Regions from separate parts of the Homo sapiens genome. Here regions 2, 3, 4 and 5 are each linked to region 1. A link is a loop called in an ENCODE intact Hi-C map of the cell type or tissue named here. Cell type or tissue: CD4-positive, alpha-beta T cell. All regions are shown on one strand. Links, peaks and the distances in the headings refer to the core of each region. The heading gives the core; the rest is flanking DNA.

Region 1 (6,047 bases), core at 1,163-5,162:
CAAAGAAAGGACTATGATTGGCCAGGTTGGATGAGGTCCCAGGGGTATCACCCAGAGGAGCTCGGCCATACCAACTAGAAGAAATGGTTGAGAGTAAGGGCTTCAGGGGCAAGGCGACCATTTTCAGGAACTGAGTGTTTCTGAGCAGCCAAACAATGGTTAACTACAAATTTCACCTTTCCCTCCTGCATGACTTTTCATTTTTGCTTTACTTTCCAGCAATTTAGAAATAAATTTAATTTTCAAAGGCACTGACTCATTCCATGTGTCTGGGAGCATCTAGTTCTCTGCTCTATTTTACAGAGCTTTCCTCTTCTTTTACTATTTTTTTCAATCATTAAAAAAAATTTAATTCTCCTGTTTTATACTGTGCTTGATTTTTTTGTAAGCTGTCTTAGCTTACAAAAACATTTATGGAAATATGTGAGGGATAAATTATGGATTAAAAAAGAAAAAAGACTTCAGAGTTATGCTATCAACATGGCAGCTACTAGCCACTTATGACTATTTAAACTTAAATTAATTAAAATTAAATAAAATAAAAAATGTAGTTCCTCATTCACACTGACCATATTTTAAATGCTCAACAGCACATTATAGTTCTATATTATAGAATATTTCCATAATTGCTGAAAGTTCTGCTAGACAGTGCTGCTACACAGGGTTCCAACAATGGTGTGCTGTCTCTGAAATAATGAGCTCCCTAAAGGAAGTGGCCCGGTGACCTGCATTCACCCTCCAGATCTCAGGGGTTGTGAGTCCCAGCTTTCTTTCCCACCATTATGCTTCCTGTTGATTGCTTCCTGACTCACTTCCCTATTCATTTTCTCAAAGCCAACATTTACATCACATAAACTTAAGTTATTCCTTTTCAGTAGCAGAAAAAACATATAATTGTAATAAACATTTTTGGGGGGTGGAAGGGATATTTATTACTGATACTAAAAATTTAATGCCTTTGCTTAATTAGAGGTGGGACTGAAGGAATGCATGAACCGAAAATGCTGGCTAACAAAACAAAGTGTTTATACATGGAAATGCTTCAAGAGCCCCAAAACAGAGCTCCCATGTTCTCCATGGTGGGAAAGTTTCCATCTTTCCTCTTTTTGTAACTGTCCAGAAAAGACAGAATGTTTTTGATCAAAGTGGCTTTGAATCTTTAGCATTACGTTGTCCCATTAGAACAGAACTTTTTCCCATGCAGTGCCAATCCACACATTTAGTTTCTGCAGCTCCTTAGTTTTATTGGGAATGGGGGTGGGGATGGTGGCACCATCTTGTTTGAAAGGGTTTACAGCTGATACTACCGTTTACAGTAAATTCCTAGAGTGGGAGGAGGAAGTGGCACATTTTTGGAGCAGCTAGGTGGCTGGAAGAGATTCTCCTCCCCCAAGACTGGTCAGAGGTCCTGTGAGAATGGGAGCTGCTCACCTCTCCTTGGCAGTGTGCTGGGCTGGGGAGGTGCCAAGATATCCCTAGCAGCGACTCCAGCCAGGGAGATTGGTCCCTAGATGCAGCATCTTCCAGTGCACCAATGTTCTCATGACCCAAGGCTGGTACTGAAATAGCAGGATTGTCAAACCTGAAGGAACCATTGCCTGTGGGCTGCAGGGACCTGGAACCCTGACCCAAACCAGGATGGAGGAGGTGCCCAATAATGATTATGATTCAGCTGTCCAACAGCTCAATAAAAGGGGGACTTGGAGTTACATGCGACTTGATTTAAGGGATTCTAAAAATATATTTATTGTGAACCTGAGTTTAAGAACTGATATTCTTGCTTACTGAAGGTGGACATACTAACTTTGGACATAAAACCTGAGGGGCAGGTAAGGGCAGTGTCTGTGTGCCTGGCATGCACAGGACACAGATGGCATTCTGAAAGCCATCATCCAGGACTGAAGAGTTGCTTTCCACACTCTGAAACTGTGACACGAGATTCACTTTGGAGAGTCTTTTGTGGATGAGCCTCATCAATTAACAGTCCTAGTGTGTGTAAGCGTGAGCTCAGTTTTGTTCTGTCAAGTCTTAAGACAGCATTTGATTTAGCAGTTGATTCAATTACATTACATGTGGATTTGGAAAAGTGGTGTGTGTGTGTGTGTGTGTGTGTGTGTGTGTGTGTGTGTATTTCTTTTAAACAATGATGTAACCTTTCTGAATTCAGGTGGAAACTGTCTTGATTGACCTCCGCGTACCAGGACAGATTAATTAACTCTTAGTTTCTTTCGTGGAACATACGAACACACCCTGAGCTCACTGAGAGCTCACAGCTGGTAGGAGAGGAGGCTCCTCTTTAGTAGGCCCAGTGTGTTGTTTGCCTCTTTCCTAATCTGTTCATTCCACTTAATTGTATCCCGATAACGACACAATTTGAGCAAATATTAATTTGAGCAAATATTACTAAAACTGATGATACACAGATACATGAAGAAAGATATTTCCAATGGAAAGAAAAAGCAAAATGCTTGGGAAAGATTCAACAGGAAAAGCTGCTTTAAATGTGTTGTTGAATTATATTTGATGGTTATGAGTACAGAATCTAAGATTCTTTAGTCAAGATGTTTTACACTGTCTCTAAATTCTCATTTCACAAAGGAAACTCAAATGAGACAACATGGAGGATGCATTATATGTGTGGCTCATAAAGAGAGGGAACAATACAGCACTCTAATCAGCACATCTATATTCAAAGAAAGGCATTGGCTAAATAAAAACACTGGTGAGTAAATAGACAACTCAGTTCCCTGCTAAAATAAAATGTTTGTATAGGCAGGACTCCTGCGAGAGCCCCTTTGACTGCCCGTTGAGCGCCCTCTGCTGGCCCGGAGGGAAGGGTGCCACGGAGGGGACGGCGTCAGGGCCCCACCCACGGTTTAGTTTCAGATCAGCGCTTTTCAGTTCCAAGATACAGATTCCGGTTCCAATGAATGCTGGTTGAAAATACGGCCGTGGTTTTAAATATCATGAAACTATTTTACGTCCGTAGTACTTTCATCTATTTTTATAAGAATGTTTTGTAACTGAGAAACCTAAAGAGATGATGAATTTCCCCCACCGCCCCCGACTATTTTGCCTTTCAGTGACGCGGTAATATTTTACGATAGGTGCCGATTCAAATCAGTGGCTTTCAGAAAGTACAGCTGCTATTCTTTGGTGCCGCTATTCAGAATGACAATGTGAAATAAAAATGATTCTGACTATGGGAAGGTCTGATCTTCCTATGAATGAAAACAATCATGTGGGCCACAGAGAGCTCTCTCTTTCCAGCTATCGAGGGACTTTTTGCAGAGAGAGAAAAGGATCCTAAAGCCATGTTCCCGATACTGCAGACTTGGCGAGATGGCGGCGGGCTCCTCCCACCTCTGCGGCAGCGTCACAATCAATAATGCAGGGCTCTGCGGCAGAGGAAGCGCCTGCTTTTATATAGGGGCGCCCGGACCCCAGAGCAGGGCTAGTCCCTTAACCCATTCCGCCATCTAGCGTCCGCAGGGGCTCATGGCAGGTTGGAGCCGGACAGTCTGGAAACTGCAATCTAGATTTTGCAGAAGGGTGACCTTTAGCCTTCTGCAAAACCTAGATCTCACTTAATGTAGATCTCACTGAAGAAGGCAAATAAAAAGTGAGTGGAGTGTTTATTCATTTTCCTGTAAGATTAGTAACTTTAAGGCTAAAAACTCTAAAGTAAGTATTTCCCAAGCCCCTGCTGTAAGTCAGTCATGTTGTGGGTACCAAGGCTATGAAGATGTCTCAGTCTCTATTTTCAGTGACCCAGTCTAGTAGGGACAAGCCATATGAACATATGCCCAGTTAAATTTGAATTTCAGGTTAACACGGAATTTGTGTGTGTGTGTGTCCCATATATGCTAAAGCAGTTAACTGGGCATCTATTATTATCATTATTTTTATAAGCAAAATCTTGCAACCGTGCATATAAACAGATGATTGCAGTATGGGCTTTACAAGGGCAGGGTGGCACGCTAATTGCTTGAGGAGCTTTGCTGTGGGTGCTGGTTAGGAAGCGTTCTCAGGGGAGAAGTCGCTTGTGCAAACTGCTTATCAGATAAAGCAGTGGGCAGGGTTGTCCTGGTAGAATCGCATAAGCAAAAGCAAGAGGCTGGGGGACTCGCAGTACAGCAGGTCTGTGCTACCTGAGCTGGCAGGTGAGGCAAGGATAGTGCAGGGGTGAGGTTGCTTCATCGTGGAAGGCCTTCTACTGTGCTTCCCAGGAGCTGGGTTCTATTCCAGGGGGAGTGAAAAAGGGTTTTGAGCGGGAGAGTGACATGATCTAATTTGTGTTTAAGAAAAAGAGATCAAATGGCAATGTTGAGGCTGGACTGGGGGAGGTAGGAAGCTTGGAGGCAGGGAGGCCTGAAGGAAATTGTCTAAGGTGAGTGAGCTCAGAAAAGTAGCAGAGCTTGAAGGTGAATGAGGGTCTTTTGACTCCAAGTCCAGGATGCCTGTCACTGTCCCCATCTAATTGAATTATGATTCACATGTGCAAGCATTTTACAAATCAGGAATGACACACCACATTATGCATACTTTTCCTTCTCTGAAAGATTAGCTTCACCCACATTTGGAAATACTGGAAATTTTTCTGTCCTCCTCTTCTCTTGCTTCTCCTTTGCATGTGGTCGGCCTCGGTGTCTGCCTCTGATTAACTCAGCCCTGTTTCCCACACAGAGCTCCCCCTGCAAACCAGACTAACAAGGCCAAGTGACAAAATGAATTATAAACCTCTGAGATATTTGGCCTTGTTTTCCTTGGGCCACAGCCTGACTTTTTTAAAGGCCCTTGGAATGAGGACACCTGTTTATTTTCAAGGAGACTCTGACCCAAGCCCCACGCAGATGGCTGGGCAGAGCATTTTGTGGTGGTCAGAGGTTGCTCATTTTTGGACCTGGTTTATTAAAAGTTGGACAGGGGACCAAGCAGAGCCTGGCACCTCTTTGTCCCTCCATCCATGGTGGGGGGCATTGGCAGCACCTTAGCACGCACAGAACAGCCCCTCAGAGAATGCACAGGTGTTGATTAACAAGGCTTGTATACACGTTAGTGGAGGAAGAAGAGAAAACAAACCTACTCTCTCATGCACATGTGACTAGAGTCACGTTGGGATCGTGAGGCTAGTGCTTTGTAAAAAAAAAATGGGATGCTTTTAACAGAAAGACATATAGAAAAAAAGGTAAGTGAGATGTGCAATACAGTCACATGTCACACAATGACGTTTTAGTAAATGACAGTCCTCATATACAAAAGTGGTCTCATAAGGTTATAGTGTAGCTGAAAAACTCCAATCACCTAGTGCCATCGTAGCCATTCCAACATCACAGTGCAATGCATTATATGTTTGTGGTGATGCTGGTATAAACAAACCAACTGCACTGCCAGTCATATAAAAGTATAGCACATACAATTATGTACAGTACATAATACTTGAGAATGATAATAAATACTACATTACTGGTTTATATATTTACTATACTATATTTTTATCATTATTTTTGAGTGTAATCCTTCTACTTATTAAAAAAAGTTAGCTATAACACAGGACAGGCAGGTCCTTCAGAAGGCATTGTTATCATAGGAGATGACAGCTCCATGCATGTTTTTGCCCCTGAAGACCTTCCAGTGGGACAGGACGTTGAGGTGAAAGACAGTGATATTATGATCCTGACCCTGTGTAGGCCTAGGCTAATGTGGATGTTTGTGTCTTAGTTTTTACTAAGAAAAGTTTTAAAAGTAAGAAAAAACATTAGAAAAAAAGCATACAGAATAAGGATACAAATAAATTATTTGTGTATAGCAGTACAATGTGTTTTAAGCTGTGTTATAAAAGAGTCAAAAAGTTGGCCAGGCACGGTGGCTCATGCCTGTAATCCCAGCACTTTGGGAGGCCAAGGTGGGTGGATATTTGAAGTCAGGAGTTTGATACCAGCCTGGCCAACATGGTGAAACCCTGTCTCTACTAAAAATACAGAAATTAGCCAGGTGTGGTGGCAGGTGCCTGTAGTCCCAGCTACTTGGGAGGCTGAGGCAGGAGA
Region 2 (6,047 bases), core at 975-4,974, 280 kb before region 1:
CTGTTACACAGAAAAACTAAGAGAATACAGATAAATTATTAGAATTGATAAGAGGTTTCAGCAAACGGCTAAGTATTAGTTTAATATGAAAAATTTTATTTCTATCCACGAGCAACAGTAAGACAAAGTTATTTTAAAAAATTGAGCACTGTGCTTATATTTCTTGACCTTCATCTCCTGCTCTTCAACAGGCACCTCAACCAGATAAGCACAGGATAATAAAAAAATTTAAGACAAACAAGTAACCTAATTATATTGTAAAACTCTGAGAGGCAGGGAGTATAATTTCATGGAAGACCTACAGGATTCCTCTCTATTCTATTCCCATGGAAAAATTTCACTTAAAAAAATGAGGCGTTGTAGATGGGGTTACTTTGAACTGTGGTGAATCACACTTATTCACTGGAAAGACACATAAGCAGGAAGTCCAGGCCTCTGCAAATCAAACTCTGCCTAAAAGGAAAAATATGGCTGATACCTTCTCTTCTACACAGCTTACAATAAAGTCAGCAGGAAGTGGCCCTCCAAAATGGCATCCCACATCAGGAAGGAGATGGATGCTATGAAGGGAGACATTGGTCAAGAGGTAGGCAAAGCTCTTAAGAAAGCTCTTGAATGCTTGGTTCTTCATTTACATGAAGATAATAGGGAGAGTTACTTCTGTTGAAATTTCACTACAACAAAACACAGGATGTCATTTAAATTCTAAGAACTTCTTGATCCAATTGCGTTCCCTGTACTCTTACTGTATATCCAGGTATGTCCATCGGCATGGGGGCCTGGTCAGCTCATGTTTTTAACAGTCTTAGAGAAGGAAACTATGGCACATACGATTTCTTTTTTCCACAGAGGGGTTGACTTATTACCATTTTTAATGAAGTGACAAAAAAAATGAGATAAAAGGGTAGAGAATGTTCTATATTCACGTGGATCTTGCTGGACAACTCACTCAATAAAAACATGGTTATCTGAAAACACTAGATTCTGATGTTGTTTTTAAAAATATGTTAAAAGCCTAACTCACTGGAAACATCAAAATAAGCAAAGATAGTAGACTGATTTTCTGTTTGATTAAATATAGTACATACCTATAATGGAATAGTATATAGCACTAAAATCATATTGCAACATAAATTTAGTGACTAAAAAATATTCACGGTGCACTGCTAAGTTAAAACAAAGTAGGATATAAAACATTAAGTCCAATTTGAAACCATGTTTTAAACATTCCTAAATTTGCACCGGGAAAGGACATTCAACAAAATACTAATGATGTGCGTGACTATCTCTGTGTGATGGGTTAATAGGTGACTTTTGTTTTGTTCTGTATCTTTAAGTACTTTACACTAGGGGTGTATATTAATGTGGACGTTATTTAAAAAAATCCACCATAATGAAAATGCCTAGAATTCACATCATATACATTTTTGGTGGTCACCAAAACATTCACAAACCAAGTATAGTTTCATGGCAGTGAAAATACCCAACAAAAGCCAAGTGTCCTGCTGATTGTTAGACTGGAGGACGACCTTTTCTCCTGAACTCCTGTTCTCCACTGGGCATTTGCCCTGGGGCATGGCTCAGTGCCCCCAGGAGACACTGAAATGGCTCAGTGCCATCCCAACAAGATGTTTCCTTCCTTTGGCTTACTCTCATACCATCAGCGGGGGACAGTGCAGACTGCAGCCCAGCATTTAGGACGGCAGGACAGGAATGAAAATTCTGGGCATGAACAAAGCTCCACTTACCACCTCCAGAACGCCGCTTCTCTGATTAGCAACTTTCTCCGATCTGAAGCGTGGCTTCCCAGCCTTCCACACCAGTGGCCTATATCTTTTCCACCAATCTCCCACTGCCCCTCACACACTCTCCAGCCAGGATGGAATGCACCTCCACATAACTGTCCATGCAGTTCCCACATCTTGTCCACCGGCCAGGCCCATGCGAGTCTTACCCTTCACGTAAGCCTCCCTTCTCAGCTCCTCAGACCTGCGCTGGTCTCCCCCTCTCTCAGCTCCTTGGCTTATACCCAACACTTGATCATTTGCAGGTGAGACAGTCACATTGTTTAACTGTTTCCTGTGCATGGCAGGGTCTGGTAAGGGTTGGGGCCAAGAATCTCTTTGATTCTTCCCATTGCCTTCTTCTGGCTTCTGGCACAGGTCTACAATATAGTAGGTTCTCAAAACCAGAACATAGATCTTTTAAGGTGGAGTGATTTCACTGGCACTTTTCCTGACAATGATTTTGTCAGCAATCTCTTCCTTCTGGTCTGCCTGTCTGCCTCTCTTTTTATGCTTGTCTCATCCTTAAGAGCAAAGAATGGCATTTTTCCTGCTCACTCTTCTCAGCTCATAAACAAATGGCTTCCTCTCTACTCCAGCCCTCGTGCAGTGGTGCTAACCGAACGGAGGCTGTCCACAACGGTGCTGGGTCCTCTCGCCTGCTCACTCCCAGGCACCCAGGCACTCGGTGCCCATTCTCATCAAGGACTGTGGATCTTTTGGTTCCCCCCCTAGGGGTTCTTGCCCTTCAGGACTTTGGTGGGCTATGTTCCACATTCATTTACTCACCCACTCATTCAGCACCTAGTTCCTTAGTGCCTTCTGTGTGCCAGGCACTGTTATGTAAACTCACTGTTGTATGTCTTGTCTCCCCACCTACATTGAAAGCTCCCCGACGGCAACGATTATCTGCTACGATTATTTAATTGTCACCAGAGAATCTAACACTGTGTTCAGAAAGTGAAAAATATTTACCTGACTGAAAGGAGAAGGAGAAAAGGAATAAAGCAGAAAGCTTCAGTTTTCATTCGATTATTCTCTCCGCTGTGGTTTGACTAGAGATGGCGTAAAAAGATAAGGCAAAACTTTGACTCTAGCAGACTGAGTACAGCCTTCATTTTTTTTTTTTTCTGGGCCTCTGTCCAGACCAAATGAGACAGTGACGTATGTGAAAACATTCTTTACGTTGCAGAATATTTTACAAATATGAAGTGTCATCATCATCACGATATGCGTCACCCATACCGTACTGTGAAAAGTTTGATTCCAAACAATAAGCAACCAAATCACCCCATTTTGCAAGCTCCTGCAACCAGCAGCATAATACAGCCAGAAAAAAAAGCTGACAGCCTGACAAAACCCAAATGGAAAATTAAAATGAGCAAGAACAGCCACACACCCAAAGAGAGAGCAAACCCGCACTGCTTGGAGGAGGAAATCCTCTAATTGCCTCCACACTCCTGCTCGCTTCCATCTGCTTGCATTTAAGGAAACCCAACTACTGGGCTCCTCGCAGCTGTAGAGAAAAAGATAGGCATCCTAAGTGCCTGGATGGCTGCAGCAGGCAGGGACCGACAAGAGGACAGAAGATCCACAGGCAAGGCTCAACAGCACATCTAAAAACAAATTTAATGTGTGTTATGCAAAATGGCAAACCAGCTCCCCTGGCTGTGAGGTCACATGAAATAATAACGGAACTCCTTCTCAGGAGAAAGGCAGCAGTGGCGTGTGTGGGCAGGAATGCTGCAGCGCGCTCCTCACACAAAGAAGCCCATGGGCCTCCCCTCAAGCTGGGAGTTGCACGGAGCCCAGGCTGCAATTAGGTTTCTTGTGGGGAAGTGACTGGAGACATAGGCACCCATGTTCCTCACTGTGGGGTAACTAAATCGCCTTTGGCAAAACTTCTTAAGTGCAATTATAGTTTTTAGAAATGCCAACCTTTTGATTCCAGTCTCACTTTGACCATTTCTCCCCTGCTCTTCCTATCTGAATCTCACCAGTCCCATTCTCCAGTCTGCCCTCGGCCTTCTCCCTTTCTGGACTGCTGACCACCTATGCTCAGGACCTTACTGTGCCTCCATAATCAGAGGGATCCCCTAAGGTGCAACCAAATTGTATAATTTAAAAAACTCCACATCTTGGAGAGCAGGCAGTTCATTGTGAGATGATGAAACTGTGGTGCAGAGATGCAAAGACACAAGATGTGTTCACATCACCAGCCAGTGGCAGGGACAGGGCCTGACAGCAGATATCTACAACTCAACATACATAATACAGAAAAAGGACACTAGCACTTGGTGGCACTTGTTACAAGCCAGAGACTAGGCAGGGAGCCTTCACATTCTTTATCTGAGTCCAAACCTGACATTAATCCTGTGAGCTGGACTAAGAAGTTAAGCCACTTTCCCAAAATCTTGCAGCCAGTAATGATGCCGATGAGATTCATTCCCAGGTCTGATTGCAAAGCCTGTTCTTCCTTCTAGCCTGTACTGCCAAAAGATTTCAGGGTGAAGGAAGCTGATGGAGTAGTTAACTCATGAGATGGGTTCCTCTTTGTGGCTGTATACCTGCTCGTGGTCTAGTGAAAGGAGAACAGTTAATGAATGGTATGAATGGCAGTGCACTGGAATTCTGGAAGATGAAGCTGGAAATCAGTAGGAAAGGTTGTTATTGAAAATGCCTTGGTTTCCTGGTGTGACCATAGTTTTATAATTTGTGGGGACCCTGGAAGATTCTAGAGAGGTGGGCTTTGTATCTCCAAGTGGCTCCCTCCTCCACAGCAGTCTAAAACCAGAAGGGCAGAGCCTTCCGGGGCGACAACCACTTGGCTTCAAGCACTGAAGGGTGGAGTGGATGCTGCCATGGCAGGCAAGCTTAGGAGGAAGAACAGTGGCTGCTGGGACCTCCAGGACGCTCTGCAGGGTTGTGAAAGGGGGCTGCTAGCTGCTTGCCCAGGGTCTCCTTGTACTTTTAGCAAAAAAAATGCTCTCGAGAATCCCCTGGACAGGCTATCTGCATCCAATCATCATTCCCAATGCTGAGACTGCTCAGCAATCCCTGGTCAGCTCACCGTCAAAGCAGGACCTGCATTACATCATGGAGGAGTGTGGGTGGCTCGATGTTTTTTATGTGAAGAAATTGGTTATGCCCTTCCGTGAGAAGGAACAGCTTCAACACGTAGGCTGTGTGTATGCAAAATGTTCCTTTGGGTAAATGGTAAAAAGAAATCATCATGGAATCCTATCTAAGTGGCTTGAACTGGAAAAAATAACTTGTTCATTTTATCTGGCTCTGGCTTTCCACGAGCAGCAGCGGTGAGGAAGCTTCCTGAGCTGTTGGCCACAGCTGGGGGCCACCCTGGGAGAGGCTTTGCTTCTGCATCTGGTTTTCTCAGTTCCCTAAGACCTCACCAGTTAATGCTCATTACTTATACCTCTAAGTAATGTCTATTTTATTGTAAACGATAATAAAATTCTAAGCCCCCCAAGTGACTAAGTGGACCCTCCTCTTGACCATGGGGATCCAAAGAAACCTGGAAAACTAGTTCAGGCCATGAAGGGAAGGTGGGGGTCAGATATGCCTTGTTATACCCTCCTCCCTTTGGAGTTCAGGCACAACTGGCTGGCATGAACATTAAAACAGAGACCCTAAGGCTGACAGAACAGACTCTTATAGCAATATGATACTAACTCCAACCTGACACTAGCATAACATCACATGACAGATAACAGGCCCTAAAAGGAAATCAAAGTATTTTACCCTAACATATATTTCCCTGATGTATTTTGAAATGGCCCTGCAAAGCTGTGTCTCTTGTGGGGGAAGTCTGCATGCAGGGGTGTCCAACCTTTTGTCTTCCCTGGGCCACACTGGAAGAACTGCCTTGGGCCACACATAAAATATACTAATGATAGGTGATGAGCTTAAAAAAAAAAAAAGTCCTTGCATAATTTTTGTGATATCTGCCACCTGCCACCACAGGTAACTAAAAAAGTCCTCGCATTCAAATGGCTGGACACGGGTGAGAATCTCCTTCCCTTACTAGGTCTCTTCTGTGACTCTGACTCCTTTGATAAGAGACATTTACATTTATGCTCTCCAAAGCCTTCTTCTTGGAGGTTTCATCCACATGACAAGAATCTTTATCTTTCAGGCCCCCTGACCCCACTTACCTCAACTGATTTCAACTCTTCAGGCAAAGCTTAATTCTTTGAACCGATTGTCAATCTGGAAATATTTAAATCTACCTATGACCTAGAAGTC
Region 3 (6,047 bases), core at 1,078-5,077, 1.0 Mb before region 1:
TTTCTTTCTGGTTCATTAAGTCTTCATTAACTTCCACTGGAAGAAAAAAACTGTTAGAGTTTTTTGTTTCGTTTTGTTTTGTTTTTTTTAGACAGAGTCTTACTCTGTTCCCCAGGTTGGAGTGCAGTGTCGCATTCTCAGCTCACTGCAACCTCTGCCTTCTGGGTTCAAGCGATTCTCGTGCCTCAGCCACTAAGGTAGCTGGGATTACAGGCGTGTGCCTTCACACCTGGCTGTCTTTTGTATTTTTAGTAGAGATACGGTCTTACCTTGTTGGCCAGGCTGGTCTCAAACTCCTGATCTCAAGTAATCAACTCGCCTCGGCGTCCCAAGTGCTGGGATTACAGGTGTGAGCCACCGTGCCTGGCCTGAAGGTAAGATTTTTAAAGGTAAGATTCTTAAAGTTCTTAAATTTATGCATGGACTAAATGGGATTTATTTGGTTTTATAGGAATTCTTTTCAAAGAAGTCAGATTGTTCTTTATTCATGTTTGGCTCCCATAATAAGAAGCGGCCAAATAATCTAGTAATAGGTAAGTATAATTTACTTTTTAATGTTTTCACTGATAGAGTCAATTTGTTAGCAGCAGCGAATTCATACGGGTCTGCAGCAACTTGGTTCTTGCCTCTTCAGAGGAAATAATTCATCCAAGAGGCATAGGCAGAGTAAGAGACTGAGGGAAGTATTTGAACAGGAGTGAAAGTTTATTAAAAAGTTTTAGAGCAGGGGCCTGGCATGGTGGTTCATGCCTGTAATCCCAGCACTTTGGGTGGCGAGGTGGGTGGATCATTTGAGGCCAGGAGTTCGAGACCAGCCTGGCCAACATGGTGAAACCCCATCTCTACTAAAAATACAAAAATTAGCCAGGTGTAGTGGCGCGTGCCTGTAGTCCAGCTACTCAGGAGGCTGAGGCATGGAGGTAGCAGTGAGCCAAGATGGCGCCACTGTACTCCAGCCTGGGTGACAGAGTGAGACCTTGTCTCAAGGAAAAAAAAAGTTATAGAGCAGGAACAAAGGAAGTAAAAGGAAGTGAAGTACGCTTTGAGCGCCAAGCAGGCAACTTGAGAGATTCATGTGTGCTGTTTGACCTTTGACTTGGGGGCTTTATATGTGTTGGTATGCTTCAGGGGGGTTGGTGTCTCTTCTCCCTTGATTTTTCTTTTCTTCTTTTTTTTTTTTTTTCCTGAGACGGAGTCTTGGTCTGCTCCATCACCCAGACTGGAGTGCAATGGCCCAATCTCGGCTCACTACAACCTCCGCCTCCCGAGTTCAAGCAATTCTCCTGCCTCAGCCTCCCGAGTAGCTGGGACTACAAGTGCCCACCACCACACCCAGCTAATTTTTGTAATTTTAGTAGAGACGGGGTTTCACCATGTTGGCCAGGCTGGTCTTGAACTCCTGACCTCAAGTGATCCACCCGCCTTGGCCTCCTGAAGTGCTGGGATTACAGGCGTGAGCCAGCATGCCTAGCCTCCTACCTTGATTTTTCCTTGGGATGAGCTGTCTGCCTGTGCAGTGGCCTGCCAGCACTGGGAGGGGCCACATGCACGGTGTGTTTATTGGAGTTGTACGTATGCTCATTTGAAGCATAGAGCAAGTTCATATACCAGTTGAAGTCAGCCATTTTGCCTCCTAGTGTGCATGCTTGAGCCCACCCACCCAACTCCTGAGATCTTATTGGGAAGCAGCTGATTACTAGCTGCTGATTACTGCTGATCCACCCACCTTGGCCTCCCAAAGGGCTGGAATTACAGGCGTGAGCCACTGTGCCCGGCCTGATCTAAAAATTTTTTATTCAATGTCACAAGGTGAAAACAAAACCAAAAAACCCCACCAAACTAGTTTACAGCTTATTGATTACTCCTGATTCCTCAATACCATCAGTTAATCTGAGTCACAGAGCTTGTTACAGTAGATAGGCAGACACGCACAGGACAGGAGAGGCTGCCCACTCACCCGACCCCAACCAGGAATGTCAGGCGACCATCAGGTGACAGTCAGGCAGCTGTTTAACTGTCTCTCTAAAATAATAATTGGTTGCAGCCAGTGCCAAGGAGAGGCAGGCTCCCAAGAAATAGATTACACACCTGTAATCCTAGTTACACAGGAGGCTAAGACAGGAGAATTGTTTGAACCAGGGAGGCAGAGGTTGCAGTGAGCCGAGATCATGCTATTGCACTCCAGCCTGGGTAACAGAGCAAGTCTTCATCTCAAAAAAAAAAAAAAAAAAATTTATGTCGGTCAGCAAGTAAAGAATGGGGCATATAAATATGACCCTACCAATACAGTGAAGTGCCACAAGTAAGAAAGAATATGAAAAGATTCCCTGGTAATTCATGTTTCTTAGAATGCCTTTTCCTTCTGTCTCTGTCGGAATCAAATTCTGGTTTAAATGGGAAGCGTGGTCTCTTCGGGCTCTCAGCATCCCTGCCTACTTAGTTGTAGATGCAGCACAATTACTTTATACTTGCATTGAGTGTCTCTGAGCTCCCAAATAGCATGGATCCATTGGAATTGGGGGGGAAAATTATCCTAAGTTGTAGATATTTTTTTCATATGAAATATATATATGTACTAAATCAATATTAGAAAAAAAAATGTATCGACCCACATAAATTAATCCTTCTCTAATATCTATTGAATAAATAGATTTGAAAAAGAACCTTTACCTCAGTGTATTGAGATTGAGCCTGGCATGCTCACTGGCTTAGGCAAGCCCTTTACCTTCTGTAGGCTGTCATTTATTCTTCTATAAAATAAAGGAGTTGGGCTAAGTAATATCTGAGATCCTTTCCATGACTAATATCATAAAAATCAATAAGTAGAGTTGAAAATGTAAGAAAGTGGGATATGTTTGCGGGGGTATAGGGAGAAAAAAGAGGCAGATATTAGGACATTTTGAATACACAGCTCTTGTGGGTATATGTAAGGTGGCTCTTTGGGAAAAATACATGCTTAAAAATACATTTTCCTTCCAGGTCGTATGTATGACTACCATGTGCTGGATATGATTGAATTAGGTATTGAGAATTTTGTCTCTCTAAAAGACATTAAGGTAAGATACTCATAGAAATGAAAAGTATTTTGTAATGCTTCTCTTGACCAGTAGTGACATCTTGTGGTGAAGAGTACTGATAGAGTTTTGTAGATCAAGAACTTTGTGTTTTTATTTTGACATGCTCCAGGATAAAAATACAATTTTATTTTACCTTTCTTTTAAAAAGAGGAATATATTTGTAGTGAATAGCAACATATGTGGACTTTGTGGCTGTTAGACTTCAGACTGTGGTTACTAATTCTTGTCTAGGCCATAGTTTTTTTATTTTTTGTTTTTATTTTTTGCTTTTTTCATAGTTTGAATTTATTTTTTATTATTTTGTTTTATTTTTTTGAGACAGGGTCTCACTCTGTCACCCAGGCTGGAGAGCAGTGGCATGAACATGGCTTACTTCAGCCTTGACCTCCTGGGCTCAAGCAATTCTCCTACCTCAACCCCCAAGTAGCTGGGACTACAGGCACATGCCAGCACGCCCAGCTAATTGTTTTGTATTTTTATTGTAGAGACAGGGTTTTGTCATGTTTCCCATGTTGCCTAGGCTGGTCTCAAATTCCTGACCATGGTGTGAGCCAAAGCACCTGTAGGTCTATAGTTTAAATACTGTCCTCTTCCTCTGAATTATCACAGCACCTATTTTATGGAACCTTAGAAAAACCTGTAGAATTTTCAAATTGAACCCAGGAAGCTCTGGCTGATTCTATAGTATGTTGGTTACTAACCACCAAATGGCAGGTCAGTTCACCCTTGGGGAGTTGCATCTTTGTTTTAATGATATTATGAAATAGAAAGTAGTAAATGGTAGTAAAAATACTCTTAGAAAGGCAGGAAGAGTGTTCTAACTCAGCTCCTGGGTACAAATTGGGCTTCTGTTCCCTCAGAACTCTGCTTCAGGCTTAATCTATCTTATCAAATACATTATTTCACCTAGACCTCATAGCAATCTGGGTAAGGCCTAAGTAATTTTCTTTTTTGTATAGATTGGGAGATTGAAGGCCCATAGGGGTTTCATTGGTGAACTAGAATCACACATATGGTCAGTATAACCAAGATTAGGACTCTAGGGCTTTGAGAGAAGTGATGTTGTTGGTAATAGAAGGTTATATAACTGCTCTCAGTTTATGGGTTTTTGAGGCTCATGGTCTAGTTGGAAGTATTGTAGCAAAAATGTATAATTACTCTTTTCCTGACTTTAAGAGGAGGACATGCTTTCCAGGTTTGGTAGAATTCCTGTACTAAGCAACTTTATCCCGTGAGTTTGGAAAAAAAGGTTCTTACCAGATCCCTATTTAGTCAGTCACCCCAGTTTCCTCAGGTACAGGTGGAACAGTGGTCTGAAATTAGATTTAGAGGCAGAACACTTGGATTTGAGGCCTGTCTTGGCTATTTAGATGACATTTGTGACCTGACAAGTCAATGGCTTCCTTGACCTTCAGTTGCAATCACATGTAAAATAAGTATAACAACATCAAATGAGATAATATATGTGAAAATGCTTATCAGTAAAGATAATATTTTGTAACGTATTTTGTAAAGTACATAAACTGTGATGCTTGATTATGGTGGAAGCCCTCATATTATTTTTCTTTCTGTTTTTTTTTTTCTTTCGAGACAGGGTCTTGCTCTGTCACCCAGGCTGGGGCGCAGTGGCGCGATCTCAGCTCACTGCAGCCTTGACCTCCTGGGCTCAAGCAATCCTCCCACCTCAGCCTCCCAGGTAACTGGGACTATAGGTGTGTGCCACCTCACCTGGCTAATTTTTTTTTTGTAAAGACAAGCTCTCACAGTGTTGCCCAGACTGGTCTCAAACTCCTGGGCTCAGGAGATCCTCCTCCTCAGCCTCCCAAAGTGCTGGGGTACCCAGCTGTCATTATTATAGTGTCTCTTTGGGACCATGCACGAATCTCTGGAGATGACCAGCATAACCCCATTTCACCTTTACCACTGCCACTAGCTTATCACCAGCTTAGTGGGAGGGAGCACTGGCTGATGAGCACCTTCCAGTCCCTCTACTCTTTCCATTTCACTTCCAAAGCAATGAAATACTTCAGTCATTGTGCAGCTTCTAAACTAGACCACAGTCCAGGCTCTCATGCCTGTAAGCCCATCACTTTGGGAGGCCCTGGCGGGAGGATTGCTTGAAGCCAGGAATTTGAGACAAGCCTGGGCAACGTAGTGAGACATTGTCTCATATATGTATAAAGTAAACCGGCTAGGCGTGCTGGCTCACGCCTGTAATCCCAGTAGCTTGGGAGGCCAAGGAAGGCAGATCACCTGAGCTCAGGAGTTTGAGACCAACCTGGCCAACATGGTGAAGCCCCATCTCTACTAAAAATACAAAAATTAGCCAGGCATGGTGGTGCACGCCTGTAATCCCAGCTACCTGGGAGGCTGAAGCATGAGAATCTCTTGAACCCAGGAGGTGGAGGTTGCAGTGAGCTGAGATCATGCCACTGCACTCCAGCCTGGGTGACACAGCAAGACTTTGTCTAAAAAAATAAAAATAAAAAAGTAAACTGGACCACAAAACCATTATTGTTTGTCAGGTCTCATTTCTTTTTTTGTTTTTTAGAGACAAGGTCTCACTCTGTTGCCCAGGTTGGAGTACAGTGGTGGGATCACCGCTCACTGCAGCCTTGAATTCCTGGGCTCAGGCTATCCTGCCTCAGTCTCCTGAGTAGCTAGGACTGCAGGTGTGTGCCACCATGCCCAGCCACATTTTTTTTTAAGAAATGGGGTCTCACTATATTGCCCTGGCTAGTCTCAAACTCCTGAGTTCAAGCGATCCTCCCGCCTTGGCCTCCCCAACCACTGGAATTACAGGCATGAACCACTGCACCCAGCCCAGGTCTCATTCTTAACAAGAACCATTTAAATTGAACACTACATTTTCACTCATGGAGTGCATATATAACTATAAATTTTATTAATTGAGAATGTGCTTACATTGGCAATTCCTACATGTACTCAGACTTATTAGGCAGTCTTTTT
Region 4 (6,047 bases), core at 1,115-5,114, 1.0 Mb before region 1:
TTAAAAATAATATTTATATACTTAAAATAATGGAGTGCTTCACAAATTTGCATGCCATCCTTGCGCAGGGACCATGCTAATCTTCTCTGTATGGTTCCAGTTTTAGTATATGCGCTGCCGAAGCGAGCACAACTTCTTTTTCCTCCTTTTTTTGGACCTTTCTCTTTTTTTTTTCCCTTACCAGCAGCAGGAAAGCACCTAAGTATCTCGGGAGAGTTAAAGCAGCTGTTGTACTGTGTAGATGATTATTTCTGGATGTGTTAGTAACTTAGGTATTACTTGTATAGTGTTTTATAAAATTCCTGCACCCATCTCCTGTCATTCCTAGCATCATTTAAAATTAAATTTAGAAAGTTGAGGGATTAAAATTTCAAGATTGTTTGTATCACCGACTTCCAACTCAAAAACCTTAATTAGTTTTTCTGAGTTGAATATACAAGGCCTTTCACAATATATAACCAATGTAGCTTGGCCTTCTTGATCTCCTATTGCCTTCTTTTTTTCCATTAGAAAGGGTTTATTGCCAATATATTATTCACATTTCTATTGTGTATTCTGATATTGCTCTTATTTATCCAGTTTCTACTATTCATTTAAGTGTCAGATCATCAAGTTTCTTTTCCGGGAAGCCCTCAGTGACCTTCCTGGCTCCTTTTTTTTTTTTTTTTTTAAAGATAGAGTCTTGCTCTGTTGCCCAGGCTGGAGCACAATGGTGTGATCTCGGCCCACTGCAACCTCCACCTCCCGGGTTCAAGCGATTCTCCTGCCTAAGCCTCCCGAGTAGCTGGGATTACAGGTGCCCGTCACCATGCTGACTAATTTCTTTTGAGACGGAGTCTCGCTCTGTCGCCCAAGCTAGAGTGCAGTGGCGCGATCTCGGCTCACTGCAAGCTCCACCTCCCGGGTTCACACCGTTCTCCTTCCTCAGCCTCCCGAGTAGCTGGGACTACAGGCACCTGCCACCATGCCCAGCTTATTTTTGTATTTTTAGTAGAGATGGAGTTTCACTGTGTTAGCCAGGATGGTCTCAATCTCCTGACCTCGTGATCCACCCGCCTCGCCCTCCCAAAGTGCTGGGATTGCAGGTGTGAGCCACTGCGCCAGGCCTAATTTTTTTTTTATTTTTAGTAGAGACAGGGTTTTGCTATGTTGGCCAGGCTGGTCTTGAACTCCTGACTTCAGGCGATCCACCCTCCTTGGCCTCCCAAAATGCTGGGATTACAGGCATGAGCCACTGCGACAGGCCCTGGCTCATTTTTACTTTATTACCATCATCATCCTAAGTGCCAGGCATATAGTAGGCACTTCATATACACTGCTTCATTCTAACAAGAACCTTGTGAGGTTGTTCTACAGATAACCCACACCTAGCAAACTATGCTAGTTCTAAATGATTTGTGTAATGAATATAAGGACTACATCCTTTTCTATTTTTTTCTCCTTTATGAGGCAAGTCGTGTTCTGATGCCCAGGCTGGAGTGCAGTAGCTCAATCATGGCTCATTGCAGCCTCAACCTCCCAGGCTCAAGTGATCCTCCCACCTCAGCCTCCTAAGTAGCTGGGACCATAGGCACATGCCACTATGCCTGGCTAATTTTTAAAATTTTTTGTAAGATGGGGTCTCACTGTGTTGCCCAGGCTGGTCTTGAACTTCAGGGCTTAAGCAATCCTCCCACTTCAGCCCTCAGAGTGCTGGGATTACAGGTGTGAGCCCCCACACCCAGCCTCCATGATTTTTAAAAGGTTATTAGTACTTAGCATTCTGCAATTATATTTGCCAGCTCTTTTATAACTCTGGAAAGTAATTTAATTTTCCAAGAGATTGGTACTAATTTAAAGGGTCTTGGGTCTGTCTCTCTGTCCCTCAATTTTTTTTTTTTTCTTTTTTTTTTTTCTTTTTAGACAGCATCTTGCTCTGTCACCCAGGCTGGAGTGTACTGGTGTGATCACGTCTTACTGCAGCCTTGACCTCTTGGGCTCAAGCAGTCCTCTACCTCCTGAGCAGCTGGGACTACAGGTTCACACCACCATGCCCAGCTAATTTTTATTTTAATTTTTTGTAGAGATATGGGTCTCCCTGTATTGCCCAGGCTGGTCTCAAACTCCTGAGCTCAAGCAATCCACCTGCCTCAGCTTTCCAAAGTGGTGAGATTACAGGCATGAGCCACCACACCTAGCTCTCTCCAATTTAAGAAAATCTTCTTACTGAATTTTTTGCTTCTTTTCCCTCATGGGGATTGAGAGATTCAGCTTTTCCTGCACAGTACACTGATACTCTCAAAGCAGCAGTCCTTTATGGTCCTATTTCACCTTAGTGTTGACAGCCGCGAGGCCTCCATCTGATGCTCAGTGGCCTTGTCTACTTTATTCCATTTGAGCTTTTCTTGCACCATGCTTACAAGCTTATGCTACACTTCTTGTTACCCTTGTTTTAAATTTTTATATACTTTGCTGTAGATCACTTTTGAAAAATTGATGGGGTATAAAATTACGTTGTATGCACATGCTTTACAAATCTGAGCCCACCAAAAAAACTGTGACAAATACATTGCTTTCATTTTCCCTTTTTGGGATTATTTATGGTCTTTATTGTCAGGATTATAATTTTTAGGGGAAAAAAAAACACGTCACCCATTCTTGGGATTATAATTTTTAGAATTTATTTCCCGTATTAGTAATAGCTACTTTTTAAAAAAGAAACTAAGAACCACTATTATCTGTTTAATCTTTACAAAAGTTCTTGAGTTTGATGACATTCCCATTTCACAGATGGGAAAACAAACAGGGGCTCTGAGAAGTTAAATGAGAGCTATTAAGTAGGTAAGGCCAAGTTGAAACCCAACGCTTCCAAAGCCTGAGCTTTTCTTCCCCTACTGTCCATCTTGCCTGTGGTAAACATATTCCCATGATCCCTTCTAGAATCTTTATAGGTTCTTATCCATATTTTCCATGAATTAAATTCATACATGAAAGACAATGACTAATATTTCCTTCTCTCAATATTATATATCCCAAATTATCAAGGGTATTTTTCTTTCTTTCTTTCTTTCTTTCTTTCTTTCTTTTTTTTTTTGAGACATAGTCTCACTCTGTTGCCCTGGCATGATCTCAGCTCACTGCAACCTCCACCTCCCAGGGTCAAGCAATTCTCTTCCTTAGCCTCCTTAGTACCTGGGACCACAGGTGCATGCCACCACACCCGGCTAATTTTTTATATTTTTAGTAAAGACTGGGTTTCACCATGTTAGCCAGGCTGGTCTTGAACTCCTGACCTCAAGTGATCTGCCTGCCCTGGCCTCCCAAAAGTGCTGAGATTATAGGTGTGATCCACCGTGCCTGGTCAAGGGTATTTTTCCAGCCAAAATGTCAGCCAGATTTTCAGCTAAGATTTCCATTACTTGTACTCCATTGACCTAGATTTTCTGCCTTTTTCTCTTTCCCCTAGGTCTCCCATATAATTGTTTATTGTCAGTGAGGCAGATACTTACAATTTGTTATAACAGAGAGAGCTTTTGTTTGCATTTGTTTAAATGTTTTTTGTATTTTAATAAGCCCCACCTTCTCATTATTTTGTGCTTCCACTAGATGGCAGGAATGATCACATAATGCAGTGGTGAGGGGAAGGGAGTGAAAACCAAAAAGGAATCTGGACAGAAGCAGAAAGGTAGAAGAGGAACAGATTCAGACTGTAGGGCACCAAGGGAAGTTGAGTTTTCAGTATAAATATGAAGTAAAACAACTGCTCTTTGGTTTATGTTGTGTGTTCAAATGAAATATCAGTAGGGAGCAAGAAATGTATGAAGGGCTTTCATTTAGGAAGTTCCTTTTTTTTTTTTTTCTTAATTGACCAGAAAGAAAAGTTAACTTTTTTTCATGCAAGATACCCATTTTGTTCATTCTTAATTTGTTTACATCATTTTTTTTTTTTTTTCTTTTTTTGAGACAGGGTCTCACTCTGTTGCCCAGGCTGGAGTGCAGTGGCATGATCATGGCTCACTGCTGTAGCCTTAACTTTCTGGTCTCAAGCAATCCTCCTACCTCATTCCCCTCAGTAGCTGGGACCACAGGTACACGTCACCACGCCCAGCTAATTTTTTTTATTTCTTGTAGACATGAGGTCTTGCTGCATTGCTTGGGCTGGTCTCAGAGTCCTAGGCTCAAGCAGCCCTCCAGCCTCAGCCTCCCAAAGTTGGAGGTGTGAGCCAACATGCGTGGCCTATTCTTCCCTTCTTAAATGGTAGCATATTATATATATGGTTGTTTAAAAAAATTTGGAGTAGAGGAATTTTTAATTCTGATTTTCATTATACAATTGAGAAAACTGAGGCCTGGACAGGTGAGTAGCTTTTCTAAGGTCATGCATTTACCAAGTGGCATATTAAAGTTTTGAACTTAGGTCTCTCCAAAGTACATGCTTTTATTTCTTATTTGTTTATTTTTTGAAATGGAGTCTCACTCTGTCACCCAGGCTGGAGTGCAATGGAGCAATCTTGGCTCACTGCAACCTCCGCATCAGCTGTTCAAGCGATTCTTCTGCCCCAGCCTCCTGAGTAGCTGGGATTACAGGCATTCACCACCATGCCTGGATAATTTTTGTATTTTTTGTAGAGACAGAGTTTCGCCATGTTCGCTAAGCTGGTCTCAAGCTCCTGGCCTCAGGTGATCCACTCATCTTGGCCTCCCAAAGTGCTGGGATTACAGGCATGAGCCACCGTGCCCAGCCATGCTTTTATTTATACAGTATTATTATACTTTAGGTTATCAAGTTCATAAAGTTATTTATCATACTTCTTGGTCAAAATCCTAACAGTGTATATACCACTTGCATGACGTCTTTCCCAACTAGAAATGATCTTTCTCTCCTCAGAACTTCCAGAATGGTTTATACTGTTCTCCTTTTAATGTGCTACTTTAAATTGCAGTTGTTTGTATGTATTCATATCTACCTAGAATGCAGGGCCCCTGATAGAAAAATGCTATATGTCATTTATCACTTTGCATAATAGGTGCTCTGGTACAATTTATTAAGTGAATGGATTCTTGCCAATGGTATTCATGTGTAAACAATACTCTGTTGTGTTCTAGCCAGAAAATATCATGCTGTTAGACATATTTGCTTTCCGGTTACTAAGTACTACCATTTATGCCCTCCCGTTTTCATTCATTACTTGTTTGTGTTACCTTGATGATTTGCAAACTTTAGTGAAATTTCAGTTTGGCAGTTAAGAGAAAATGTTGTAATAAAAGGATGGCTGGTTAGAACTATTGGATACAGACTGAAAATCCTTTTATATTCATAGTCTTAGAAATTTTGACTTAATAAAGAGTACTTTTCCATGTGCTTATTGTGTTCCTAAAGTTTTCTCCCAAAGCACAGATGTCCTGAAAATTTTGCATTATGAAAGTTGTTTCAGAGCAGACTGGAATGTACATATTTCGTTTCCCAGAAGTACTCTGACTTCAGTAATGCCACACCAATGAGTGAGCTTTATTAACTTGGCCACTGAAGGAGAGTCAGGCTTTGGCAAAATCATGGGAAAGCTCTTTATTATGATATTTAGATTAAAATATCTTGAAAAGTACAAACTTGTTTTATAAAAATGTCCCAGGCCAGGCGTGGTGGCTCAAACCTGTAATCCCAGCACTTTGAGAGACCAAGGCAGGAGGAGTGCTTGAGTCTAGGAGTTCGAAACCAGCCTGGGCAACATAGTGAGACCCCATCCGTACATAATATATGTATAAATATATGTAGTATATGTACTTTTTTTAAATTAAAAATGTTCATTAGTTTTTTTTTTTTCTTGTTTGGGGGAGTAGAGGAGGGTGGTGTATAAATGTGCCTGCCCACTTGTGTTTGTTTTATACAAGTTAATGCTGTGTTTTTTGTTTTTTGGGTTTTTTTTTTTTTGAGACTGAGTCTCACACTGTCGCCCAGGCTGGAGTACAGTGGCGCAATCTCGGCTCACTGCAATCTCCGCCTCCCAGGTTCAAGTGATTCTCCTGCCTCAGCCTCCCAAGTAGCTAGGGAGGCACTTGCCACCACACCT
Region 5 (6,047 bases), core at 681-4,680, 46 kb before region 1:
CAACAAGTGAAACACAGAATTACCCTATCGATCCAGCAATTCCACTCCTAGGCATATACCCCAAAGAACTGAAATCGGGAACTCAAATACTTGCACACCAGTATGTACAGCAGCATTATTCACACTATGCAAAACGTGGAAACAACCTAAATGGCCACTGACAGATGAATGGATAAACAAAATGTAGTATATACAGACAATGGGCTATCACTCAGCCTTAAGAAGGAATGAAGTTCTGACATGCCACAACATGAATGAACCTTGAAAACATGATGCTAAGTGAAATAAATCAGACACCGAAGGACAAATATTGTATGACTCCGCTTTTATGAGGTACGTAGAATAGTCAAACTCACAGAGACAGAAAGCAGACTGGTGGTTGCCAAGAAGTGAGAAGAGGGGAAAATGGGGAATTAGTGCTTAACGGCTACAGAGTTCCAGTCTGGGATAATAAAAAAGTTCTGAAGATGGGTGGTGGTGATGGTTGCACAACATTGTGAATCTACTTAATGCCACTGAATTGTACACTTAAAAATGATGAAAATAGTAAATTTTATAATATATATATGTGTGTGTGTATATATATATATATATGTCTTAGTTTGGGCTGCTATAACAAAATACCTTAGAATGGGCATTTTATAAATGATAGAAATTTATTGCTCTCAGAACAGCCTCAGTTCTAGGGGCTGGGAAGTCCAGGATCAAGGCACCTACAGATCTGGTGTCTGATGAGGGCCTATTCCTCATAAACAATGCCTTTTATGTGTCCTCACATGGCAGAAGGACAACAAGCTCCCTCTGGCTTCTTTTATATGGGCACTAATCCCATTCATGAAGGCTCTGCCCTCATGACTGAGTCACCTCCCCAAATTAATGCCATCACATTGGAGGATCAGGTTTCAACATATGAATCTGGGGGAAGCACAAACATTCAGAACATAGCAGTATATTTTACCACAATATTAAAAAGGTGGGCTGGGCACAGTGGGTCACGCCGGTAATCCCAGCACTTTGGGAGGCTGGGGCAGGTGGATCACCTGAGGTCGGCAATTCAAGACCAGCCTGGGCAACATGGTGAAACACCCCTCTATTAAAAATACAAAAGTTAGGCCAGGCACGGTGGTGGGTGCCTGTAATCCCAGCTACTTGGGAGGCTGAGGTTGTACCTCCCAGGTTGAATCTGGGAGGCAAAGTTTGCACCTGGGAGGCAAAGGTTGCAGTGAGCTGAGATCGCACCACTGCCCTCCACCCTGGGCAAGAGAGAGAGACTCCTTCTAAATAAATAAATAAATAAATATGTACAGTCAGATTCCTTCCCTCTAAACTACACCTATGCCATGTCCCTCCTGCTATAACACTGTTAGAGGTTCCTTTCCTCTCATCCTACTCAGTGACAGCACCTCCGCCTGGGACCCAAGTGTAGGCTGCCTCTCGTAATAAGTTCTCGGCTGCTTTCATGTAATAAGCCTCCTCACAGAAGCCACGGTCGTGGCTGCATCCTGGCCCCTGCTAGGCTGTTGCAGCCTCTGCTCTCTTCCCATGTCGGGGGTTGTCAAAGCCACACTCTTTACCAATAAACCTTTTTTAGTTGACACCAGTGCTCTGGACCCTATCTTTTGGGAATTTTTCTAAGCCTTGCCGTCAGTGCCACAATCTTAATGTTGAATGAGACACTGCTTTGCACCGGTGTCTGCGTGTATGATGTCACTGCATCACCACTGCAATTCTACTTTGGGTCTAGAGTCAAGGGCAGAAGTGGAAATGCAGCAAACAATAAATACTTCGTGACTTGCCTCAAAATGATAATACCGCCGACTTTTATTTCAGCTCTGGCTTCCAGCTCGCCTTTGGGATTGGTCTGTGCTGAAAGCAATTTCCAAAGTTAGGACCAAAGAAGGAGCAGATGAATATAATTAGGAGAGGAAGAATAGGAGTCAGCCAAGCAGAGATCTGGTTCATTAATAATGGCCTTCGATTAGAATACTGCTTTTTGGGTGGCGTCTTTAGGATTCTCAGCATCAAGAGAGGCTGTAATTGCTTACAATGTTATCGGCCCTGTTGTCTTGTCATTTTATTTCTTAGCTGTTTTATATTCTGGGCGTAGAACCAGCTGGGAAGGATACAAGCCCAGTGGTGTCAGTGATAGCGGCTAACTGCAGGTATGGTCCATATTTAAGCCTGGGCTTTTATTCAAGTCCTTCATATTGTACACTCCTCAAACTGCTTAATGGAAGTGGGGGAAGAAGTGATATGGTTGGGGGGTCAGACAGGGAGGGGAAGGGAAGTGTTGAAACGTCATAAATTATGCAGTACTTAAAAAAATTCAAATTAATTTGAAGCACCTTTAATTATCTGCTTTATCCTCGTTTTATACTTTTGTCTGTGAAATAAAAAGCAACGTCCTCGCAGGCCGATGCGCTGTACCTGAACCGGGTGTGGCCAAACTGATCTTCCTGCCACCAAAGCCTGCAGGCTGTTCCCACTGCAGTGAAGACGTGCGGCGGTGAGCCTGCCTCTCCTGCCTGCGTTGGGAGGTGAGGTTCGGATGTGATCAACAGCGACCTCTAGCGTGAGCCTGAGACTTTGCATTTGGTTAAGCGTACAGAAGGAAAATAGCAGACATGGGAATTCTGATCAAATTTCCAACGAACAAAGGCGAGGTAACAAAAAACATTTCTCATTGTTTCCCCTGGTAGAGAAGCCCAGGACTGACAGCTGAGGATTTCACTTCATTGGTACCACTTACTCCCATCAGTGCTGGAGATGCTATTCCAAACATTGCCTTATTTCTTTTCCCTCAAACGGATCATTGGGATTGGTTTTAAAAAGCCCTTTCACTTGCCTTTAGGATTTCAACCAGAGAGTTCCCATAGGAAAGCATCAACTCTTTTACTGCAGGGTGTGTGTGTGTGTGTGTGTGTGTGGTTGAAATAGCGGACAGGAGAGTAGGAGAGAAGAGCAATGTCTCCGGGCGCTGTGAGGAGGTCAGGGGTTCCCGCTCACCCTTCTTCACTGACAGCCGCTCCCTAGAGGTGGCCAGCTCTCCATTTCTACCTGAGGCTGTCGACTATTGAAGATTTCCTTCCCCTGACCTTGGTGCGTTCACAGAGCAGCAATCAGCTCCAGGGGGTTCTTGCCCTCGCCCCTGCTTTCTGCTTCCGTCTTCTGCCCCTCCCACTCTTCTGAAGCCAGGTTCTGAGTCTCCAGGGTGATGTGCAGGCCAAGTGTGTGCACAGGCTGATGGCGCTCATTCCCAGCGAAGAATGGGGCCAGAGGATGACTTCCAAACTCTGTCAGGAGCCAGGAGCAGATTCTTTAGAGAAAGGCTAACATCGCAGTTCATGGCCCATGACTTTGCTGTTGGGGATGGGAATTTGTGGGATGTGTTTTGCAAGGGGTTTGGGGGGTTAGGGAATGAGGGAATATATTTTCCTGTAACTTCAACCAATTGAAGGCAGATAGATTTGCAGTACATATTTGCTGTAATAACTGGGTTTGGCCTGCCGTTGCCTTTTAACCAAGCTTCAACATAGAAATGCTCCATGTTTTGCTGTTGTGTTTTAAGCTATGAGCACATAATGGTGCTTGGGGCTTTCTCAATTTCACCTGTGCTTCCTCCTCCCAGTAGTATTAGATCAAGGACCCAAGCATTTGCTTAAAGGGCCTTAACTCTCAGGGCCTAATCCACGTGCCCTATCAATACACAAACTTACAGAGACATTTTCAGAGTTATGAAAATGTACACATCAGAAGCAAGAAGTATATTACATGTGAATACCCTTTATACAATTTCTATTAGACTTGTCCTAGTTTCTTTTAGCAACAACCATTGTCCCCACAAAGATTCTCTTCTTGACCAAACTAGCAGACTCCCCTGAGCCCTCTTCTCTACTGGGGCTCGACCTTGATCTATAAACACTTGAACAAACACTAACAAAGTATCAAAAAACTCAAAGCTGCACCCCTCAGATGACCCTAGCCCCCATAAAGCACCTGCCTGAGAGAACTCAAGGCTACTAAAAGAATTTACTGTTTGTTCCTGCCAACACCTAAAGACAGGGTCCCAGTCACCCAATCTCTGTAGTAGGGTAGGAATCTAATTTCAATAAGTGCCAATTAGCAAATCCAGGTGGGTTTCACGTGGATCAACACCTCCTTCTCACTTTTTGTAATTTTTCACTTCTCTGACTCTACTGAGCCTCTACTCCCTCAATCCCATTTTGAAATATCCAGCCACATCTGCAAATCAAGGATGAGTTCAGTTCACACTGGACTCTTTTCTCTATTGCAATTGTTATTAATGTTTAAAATAGGCCCTTTCCACTTTAGTGTCCAGTTTTGTCTCCCTTTGATAGTCCATTTAAAAATGGTCCACAATGGTTGAACACATATTGAGCACCGTTTACTACAATCAGTGCTGAAGAAGCAGAGAAGAATCAGACAGTGTCCAAAGTAGTCCTCAAGGATCCAGCCATAAACTCACCATTAAAAAAAAAAACCCGTAAATACCAACGTGGTTCCCATATAGGGCCCCTGAGCATAGAAAATCACAAAGACCTAATCCCTCATCCATGTGTGAAAGCCAATAAGTTACAGAGAGCACTGCAGGAGCCGCCCTTAGAGTTGACCATCAAAAGCCAGAGATTCACACTATATCCAGCCATGGAAACCATAGGAAGCTAACATGCTGTCCCTTGCCTGGAACACATGTTCTCCAGATATTTGCATGGCCTGCTCCGTCGTGTCCAGCATTCTTCTTCAATGTCAACTCCATGGTGAGGACTTTCCTGGCCATTCTATTTCCAGTACATCCAAAAGAACCAGGCACCTAGTAGGTGCTCAGTAAACATCAGTTCAGTGAGTGTCTATATTTAACATTGTTGACATCTCTTTCTGGAAATGCTGTCCTCTTCACAATCTTAGTTCTTTTCTCTAGCTCTTATGTTGTGGTTTCTTTGTTTTCCATACTCTTATTTTTCAAGGCTCAGGTTCTTAACACATACTTTTCTCTTTCTCCACTTTATTCATTGGGGATCATATGGATTCTCAGAGCTGTATGTCTCACATCTATGCTCCCTGCTAGTCTCATATTTCTAGCTGCCTGGTGGCCGTTTCCTTTGAGATGCCTTACTGTCACCTAAACTCCCAAATTGCTTTACCCATCGGAGTCACTATCCCTACCAGTGTCATGATTTCCCTTCTGCTCAGCTAAACTTCAAAACTTTCAAGTTCTTTTTATTCCTCTATTTATGTTTTTTTCCCCAGTAAACACCAAGTCCTACGGGTTCTTCCTTCAGAATGTATTAATTAAGGAAATATGTATTTATTGCAAAACACAATGCTAAATACCTAGGGAAGGTGTGGTATAAAGTTTCCTATTTTTCCCTCAGGGAGTTTGTAATCTAGGCTGAGAAGAAAACCATGTTCAGGAATTATAATTTAAGGCAGAAAATAATTAGTCTAAAGTTAGGGTTTATGAGAATGTAAAAGAGGGAAAAATACTTTCACTTGGATTAGAGAAGACTTCAGGGAACAGGGAATATTTGAGATGGGCCTTGAAAATCAGGTGGTATTTGGACAAGCAGATCCCAGGGGAGGAAGGCCTTTCGGATAGGGGGAATGGCATGAACAGAACACCCCAGAAGCAAGACAACCAGGCCTGGTGAGGGGAAGAGTCAGAGCTGAGTTCAGATGGGTCCTAGAGTGCATGAGGGAGAAGAATGGGAAGCAAGGTGGAAGAGAGAGGTCAGGGACTTTTAGTTTCATGTTGAAGGCACTGGGAAGAGATTTAAAAATATTGATCAGATAAATAATGCATCAGAGCTGTGTTTCAGGAATGTTAATCTAGTCATAGCCTCTAAATGGGTTGCAGAGGGGAAATAAAAAGAGGATCATCAGCTAGGCTACAGAACATTGCAGCCTAAATGTGGGCAGCAGAAGTAGCAGTGGAAATGCAGGCACAGGGAGGTGGAGGAGATATTGGTGAGGGAGAATGAACAGAGCTTAGCATCTGGTTGAACATGGAGAGTGAAGAAGAAGAAATG

The links. Peaks named below come from ENCODE experiments on the same cell type or tissue, not always from the same donor. Only the 100,000 strongest peaks of a DNase experiment are listed, where the experiment ranks them.
Region 2: it touches region 1 in a loop (3-fold over the local background); 2 of 110 quality-filtered maps call a loop at or near these places.
Region 3: it touches region 1 in a loop (2.5-fold over the local background); 18 of 110 quality-filtered maps call a loop at or near these places.
Region 4: it touches region 1 in a loop (4-fold over the local background); 18 of 110 quality-filtered maps call a loop at or near these places.
Region 5: a loop joins it to region 1, with 2.4 times the contacts of the local background. A loop is called at or near these places in 56 of 110 quality-filtered maps.

What each region holds. Positions count from the first base shown.
Region 1 is chr6:112,040,371-112,046,417 of GRCh38, forward strand. No RefSeq gene overlaps it. Among named protein-coding and RNA genes, the nearest start is that of CCN6, 11 kb to the right of the region's middle. RefSeq lists a silencer at 3,395-3,494. In CD4-positive, alpha-beta T cell, for the core only: CTCF peaks have their summits at 2,804 (motif pointing left) and 3,493 (motif pointing left); DNase peaks (open chromatin) are centred at 2,831 and 3,411; H3K4me3 peaks cover 1,058 bases; H3K27ac peaks cover 1,307 bases.
Region 2 is chr6:111,757,086-111,763,132 of GRCh38, forward strand. All of the region lies in intron 3 of FYN (FYN proto-oncogene, Src family tyrosine kinase), which reads right to left. Among named protein-coding and RNA genes, the nearest start is that of FYN, 110 kb to the right of the region's middle. In CD4-positive, alpha-beta T cell, for the core only: no CTCF peak of the experiment used is centred there; DNase peaks (open chromatin) are centred at 2,036, 2,946 and 4,011; H3K4me3 peaks cover 2,704 bases; H3K27ac peaks cover 4,000 bases.
Region 3 is chr6:110,996,732-111,002,778 of GRCh38, forward strand. It overlaps RPF2 (ribosome production factor 2 homolog), which reads left to right. Exons shown (of 10, transcript NM_032194.3): 5 at 452-533; 6 at 2,980-3,056. Among named protein-coding and RNA genes, the nearest start is that of RPF2, 18 kb to the left of the region's middle. In CD4-positive, alpha-beta T cell, for the core only: a CTCF peak has its summit at 3,154 (motif pointing left); a DNase peak (open chromatin) is centred at 3,120.
Region 4 is chr6:111,008,247-111,014,293 of GRCh38, forward strand. The region is part of intron 7 of RPF2 (ribosome production factor 2 homolog); the gene reads left to right. LOC124901375 (a long non-coding RNA gene) reads left to right here and starts at 1,975. Exons shown (of 2, transcript XR_007059705.1): 1 at 1,975-2,017; 2 at 3,586-5,342. It also overlaps the pseudogene RNU6-906P. In CD4-positive, alpha-beta T cell, for the core only: a CTCF peak has its summit at 3,607 (motif pointing right); a DNase peak (open chromatin) is centred at 3,615.
Region 5 is chr6:111,994,759-112,000,805 of GRCh38, forward strand. No RefSeq gene overlaps it. Among named protein-coding and RNA genes, the nearest start is that of CCN6, 56 kb to the right of the region's middle. In CD4-positive, alpha-beta T cell, for the core only: CTCF peaks have their summits at 2,577 and 2,780; DNase peaks (open chromatin) are centred at 1,714 and 2,523; H3K4me3 peaks cover 374 bases.